Linked DNA regions of Homo sapiens: region 2 is linked to region 1. A link is a loop called in an ENCODE intact Hi-C map of the cell type or tissue named here. Cell type or tissue: CD4-positive, alpha-beta T cell. All regions are shown on one strand. Each heading gives the region's core, and the rest is flanking DNA. Links, peaks and the distances in the headings are about the cores only. Region 1 overlaps CDKL3 (cyclin dependent kinase like 3). Region 2 overlaps UBE2B (ubiquitin conjugating enzyme E2 B).

Region 1 (2,809 bases), core at 73-2,572:
TTTATCATGAGTAAAACTGTAATAAATTTTATTTTTTAAAAAAACAGAAGTTGGGCCAGATGCGGCGGCTCACACCTATAATCCCAGCACTTTGGGAGGCCCAGGCGGGTGGATCACGAGGTCAGGAGATCGAGACCATCCTGGCTAACACAGTGAAACCCCGTCTCTACTAAAAATATTTTTTAAAAAAAATAGCTGGGTGTGGTGGCGTGTGCCTGTAGTCCCAGCTACTTGGGAGGCTGAGGCAGGAGAATTGCTTGAACCCGGGAGGCAGAGGTTGCAGTGAGCCGAGATCGCGCCACTGCACTCCAGCCTGGGCAACAGAGAGACACTCCGTCTCAAAAACAAACAAACAAACAAACAAACAAACACAAAAACAGAAGTTGATAAATCACATACAGAGATGACCTCACAAGTGTAGAATAGGAGGCCATCGATATGATTTAATTCAGTGGGTGCTCAGCACAATCTCTCTCTCTTAAAAGACTGTCTTTATAGAGCATTCATTTGGATATTACAGGCTTCAAGATTTTCAAATAAAATTTGAGAATCTCTCTGGTGGGTAGGGACTGGGAATATTTCAACAAGATTACCTGATAGTTAGCTGAGAGCAAATATTTGTGAAAATAGGACAGCAGGCAGACAGCAGAGATAAGGGAATAAACTGGAGAGAAAACGAAGGAAGGAAGAGGCTTAAAGGCAAAGACACACATGCTTGTGGCCATATAACCATATATTTATACCATTATTCATTTTCACTAGTCTGACTTACCTGCCTGATATCTGACACTACACACAATACAGATAATATTTTCCCTGGGTGCCATGCATTCTAATCATTCAACATTACCCACCAAAAAATAACTTTTAGAAACTTTTATTAATGGGTTATTCTAGGAAAATATAGATCTGTTTCTTTAGTTCAAAGATTATAAAATTTTGAATTTTTATATAGCTTTCCAATAGTAATAACTAAATTTATACACTGAGTCAAGTCCTCTAAACAACATGCCTTAGTAAAAGCTATATACAAAAAGAGTTACCTCTTGTTTTTCTTGATTTTGATCCACGTTAAGTAAAGTTGGTATCTTAGATGACTCTGTTTTCTTTGACTCCCTCTTCAGCATTTTTATCTGTTTAACTTTTGCAAAAATATACAAAACAATGAAAATTTGTTATTCCTACTTTGAAATTTTACTTTCCTTTCCAAGAATTTCAAATAGAAATCCACTAAGTCAGTTTCTCAGTTTATTACAAAGGAACAAAATAAATTATGAGTTGTAATGGTAAAATATGGTAAATTATTTGTTTTATAACTTTACAAATAGTCTACTAAGTATTAAAATAAGACATTTATTTTATTTTATTTTATTTTATTATTCTCAGTGTAACTGTTAAGTGGATCAGATAATTCCTCTTGAACTGTACAAGGATGATATTCTTGCTATTATATTAATTTTTCACAAGGTGTCACTGTTCTTCAAAGAAACATAACATTTATTCAAGACAAAAGTGCGTTTCATTCTGATATAAATCTTAAGTTCATAAATTTTTTTTTTTTTTGAGATGGAGTCTCACTCTGTCACCCAGGCTGGAGTGCAGTGGCGCGATCTCGGCTCACTGCAACCTCCGCCTCCCGGTTTCAAGTGATTTTCCTGCCTCAGCCTCCCAAGTAGCCGGGATTACAGGCATGAGCCACCATGCCTGGCTAATAGAGATGGGGTTTTGCCATATTGGCCAGGGTGGTCTCAAATTCCTGACCTCAGGTGATCCGCCCACCTTGGCTTCCCAAAGTGCTGGGATTACAGGTGTGAGCCACTGTGCCCAGCCTATAAATCTTATATATTTAATCCTTGGATGCTCAAAATACATATAAAATTTCTGCTACTATATGGGTAAATGATCATGAAGAAACATAGAAAGGCAATTTACCCCAGGTCATATACTAAACAAATTTCTCAAATACTATTCTAACATTTCAACAACATTGAGCTAATAAAAAATTTATCCTTTGCAGCCAGCTGCAATGGCTCACGCCTGTAATCCCAGCACTTTGGGAGGTTGAGACAGGTGGATCACCTGAGGTCAGGAGTTCGAAATCAGCCTGTCCAAAATGGTGGAACCCCCCCCCCGTCTCTACTAAAAATACAAAAATTAGCCAGGCGTGTTGGTGGGCACCTGTAGTCCCAGCTACTCAGGAGGCTAGGCACGAGAATCACTTGAACCTGGGAGGTGGTGGTTGCACTGAGCTGAGATTGCAACACTGCACTCCAGCCTGGGCAGCAGAGTGAGACTCTGTCTTAAATAAATAAATAAATAAATAAATTTTAATAATTTACCTTTTAAAGCTGTCTTAACCTCTCTTTATTTTTCTTTTTAATTAAAAAAAAATTTTTTTTTTTTAGAGACAGGGTCTCATTATGTCATCCTGGAGTGCAGTACAGTGGCGTGATCATGGCTCACTGCAGTCTCAACTTCCTGGGTCAAGCAATCCTCCTACCTCAGCCTCTGGAGTAGCTGGGACTACAGGCACACACCACCACACCAAGCTATTTTATTTTTTGTAGAGACAGGGTTTTGCTATGTTGCCCAGGCTTGTCTCAAACTCCTGGGCCCAAGCAATCCTCCTGCATTGGCCTCCCAAAATGCTGGGATTACACGCCTAAGCCTCTTTAAAATTATCTCCTTAAAATCATACCCCTTATTTGACAATGGGGAGAAAATCTCATCAGCTGAAATGTTTTCCTCACCAATTTACTATTTTCTACCTAAATCACACTATAAAATGTAAGTTATATTATGAAAAAAT
Region 2 (2,809 bases), core at 197-2,696, 78 kb after region 1:
GAATCCAGCTATCTTCTGTTAAGCCAGTCATTAAAGAGACAGTTGCAAATATGTAAAACATTGCTTACACTTATCACCAACTTGGGGAGAAATATAATTTTAATTTATATTCTGTGTAATGGGTTTGCAGTTTAACCTACCTTTTTTTTTTGGAGACAGAGTCTTGCTCTTGTCACCCAGACTAGAGTGCAATGGCGCGATCTCTGCTCACAGCAACCTCCGCCTCCCAGGTTCAAGCAATTCTCTTGCCTCACCCTCCTGAGTAGCTGAGATTACAGGCACCCCCATACCCAGCTCATTTTTGTACTTTTAGTAGAGGTGGAGTTTGACCACGTTGGCCAGGCTAGTCTCAACTCCTGACCTCAGGTGATCCGCCCACCTTAGCCTCCCAAAGTGCTGGAATTACAGGCGTGAGCCACCCCACCTGGCTACAGTTATTTTTAATGAAGATTTTCTGAGTTAAAGTTTTTTTGTGTGTGTGAGACGGAGTCTTGCTTTGTCACCCATGCCAGAGCATAGCGGCATGATCTGGGCTCACTGCAACCTCCACCTCCTGGGAGGGTCCTTTGCCATGTGGTAGTCAGACCCTCTCAAAATCCTTTAACCAACTCCCATTCTAAGCTATAATAAACTATTTGTAGTTCTTCAAATATGCATTTTAAATCTTGGTAGCTAGGGCCTAGTTGCCTTCCAAAAATATGACAGTTAACACTCCCACCAATAGCAACATGAATGTGCTTGTTCCCCAACCGCTTGCCAATGCTGCGTGTTACCATTCTAACATAAATAGAGTATATTTAGGATGTTTTGTATGCCGAACCAACGTTGACATACTAACTTTTATGTGGTTGTACAAAAACCAGTATGCAGTTGAGAACTGATGAAGAGATTAAAAAGTCGTGCTTGTCTTTACTATAATTATTTTGTTTTCTCTCTAGGTACTTTTAAACTAGTAATAGAATTTTCTGAAGAATATCCAAATAAACCACCAACTGTTAGGTTTTTATCCAAAATGTTTCATCCAAATGGTAAGTAGCATTTTATAGATTTTGCAGATGATAGTGGGGAAAAGAGTTGTTTCCCTCCTTTTAGCTCTTTCACCTTACTTTTTACTGTTAGGGCTCACTTGTAGGTGTTGCTTCCATGTCCATGTGAGCCACGTATTTTGTTGTGGATTTTTTTTTTTTTTTTTTTTTTTTTTTTTGAGACGGAGTCTCGCTCTGTCGCCCAGGCTGGAGTGCAGTGGCGCGATCTCGGCTCACTGCAAGCTCCGCCTCCCGGGTTCACGCCATTCTCCTGCCTCAGCCTTGTGAGTAGCTGGGACTACAGGCGTCCACCACCACGCCTGGCTAATTTTTTATATTTTTAGTAGAGACGGGGTTTCACCATGTTAGCCAGGATGGTCTCGATCTCCTGACCTTGTGATCTGCCCACCTTGGCCTCCCAAAGTGCTGGGTTTGTTGTGGATTTTTGGTTTGTTTCTTATTTCTTCAGAGACAAAGTTATACTCTGTCACCCCTGCTGGAGTGCAGTGGTACAGTCACAGTTCACTGTTACCTCAAACTCCTGGGTTCAAGTAATCCTCCTGCCTCAGACTCCTAACTAGCTGGGACGACAGGTGTGGACCACCATGCCCAGCTAATTTTTTTGTTTGTTTTCTTTTTCTTTTTTGTAGACACAAAGTCTCTGTGTGTTGCCCAGGCTGGTCCTTGAACTCCTAGCCTCAAGCAGTCCTCCCACTTTGACCTCCCAAAGCACTGTGATTACAGGAATGGGCCATTTTTTCCAGCCTTTAGCTATGTTTCTGTAGCTAGACTCTTACAAAGCTTCCAAATTTGAGGTCAAGTTGTTTTAATAACTCCTGAATTAAAAGTAATACATGGTCGGGCATGGTGGCTCATACCTATAAACTCAGCACTTTGGGAGGCCAAGGTGGGCGGATCACCTGAGGTCAGGAGTTTGAGACCAGCCCGGCCAACATGGTGAAACCCCATCACTACTAAAAATACAAAAATTAGTCAGGCATGATGGTGGGCACCTGTAATCTCAGCTACTCAGGAGGCTGAGACAGGAGAATCACTTGAACCTGGGAGACGGAGGTTGCAGTGAGCTGAGCTCACAACACTGCACTTCAGCCTGGGTGACAAACCAAGACTCTGTCTCCAAAAAAACAAAGGTAATATGTAAGCCAGGCACAGTGGTGCACACCTGTAGTCCCAGCTACTCCAGAGGCTAAGGCAGGAGGGTGGCTTGAGGCCAGCCTAGGTAACATAGTAAGATCCTGTCTCTACTAAAAGAAATAGATAAAAGTATTATCTATTTATTTGTGGAATTGTGAAAAATAAGAAAAATCTGTTGGCTAAAATTAAGCTTTTCAAAAATACAATTTTGGCCAGGCGTGGTGGTTCATACCTATAATCCCAGCACCTTGGGAGGCCAAGGTGGGAAGGTTGCTTGAGACCAGGAGTCAGAGACCAGCCTGGGCAACATAGCGAGGTCCCATCCCTATAAAAAACAAAAAAAATATCAAGGCATGGTGGCGCACACCTGTAGTCTCAGCTACTTATGGAGGCTGAGGTGAGAGGATCACTTGAGCCCAGGAGGTCAAGGCTGCAGTGAGCCATGACTGTGCCACTGCACTCTAGCCTGGGCAACAGAGCAAGATTCTATCTCAAAAGTACAATTTTGCATATACAAAGTTGGAGTCAATGACCACACACAGTGGTTCATGCCTATTAATTCCAGCACTTTGGAAGGCTGAGGAGGGTGGATTGCTTGAGCCCAGGAGTTCAAGACCAGCTTAGGCAAC

The links. A loop is a pair of places that touch in the nucleus more often than their neighbours do. Peaks named below come from ENCODE experiments on the same cell type or tissue, not always from the same donor. Only the 100,000 strongest peaks of a DNase experiment are listed, where the experiment ranks them.
Region 2: it touches region 1 in a loop (15-fold over the local background); 19 of 110 quality-filtered maps call a loop at or near these places.

What each region holds. Positions count from the first base shown.
Region 1 is chr5:134,301,547-134,304,355 of GRCh38, forward strand. CDKL3 (cyclin dependent kinase like 3) reads right to left here. Exons shown (of 13, transcript NM_001113575.2): 12 at 1,044-1,141. Among named protein-coding and RNA genes, the nearest start is that of CDKL3, 64 kb to the right of the region's middle. In CD4-positive, alpha-beta T cell, for the core only: a CTCF peak has its summit at 1,474 (motif pointing right); a DNase peak (open chromatin) is centred at 1,495.
Region 2 is chr5:134,379,781-134,382,589 of GRCh38, forward strand. UBE2B (ubiquitin conjugating enzyme E2 B) reads left to right here. Exons shown (of 6, transcript NM_003337.4): 4 at 939-1,028. Among named protein-coding and RNA genes, the nearest start is that of UBE2B, 9.6 kb to the left of the region's middle. In CD4-positive, alpha-beta T cell, for the core only: no CTCF peak of the experiment used is centred there; a DNase peak (open chromatin) is centred at 1,541.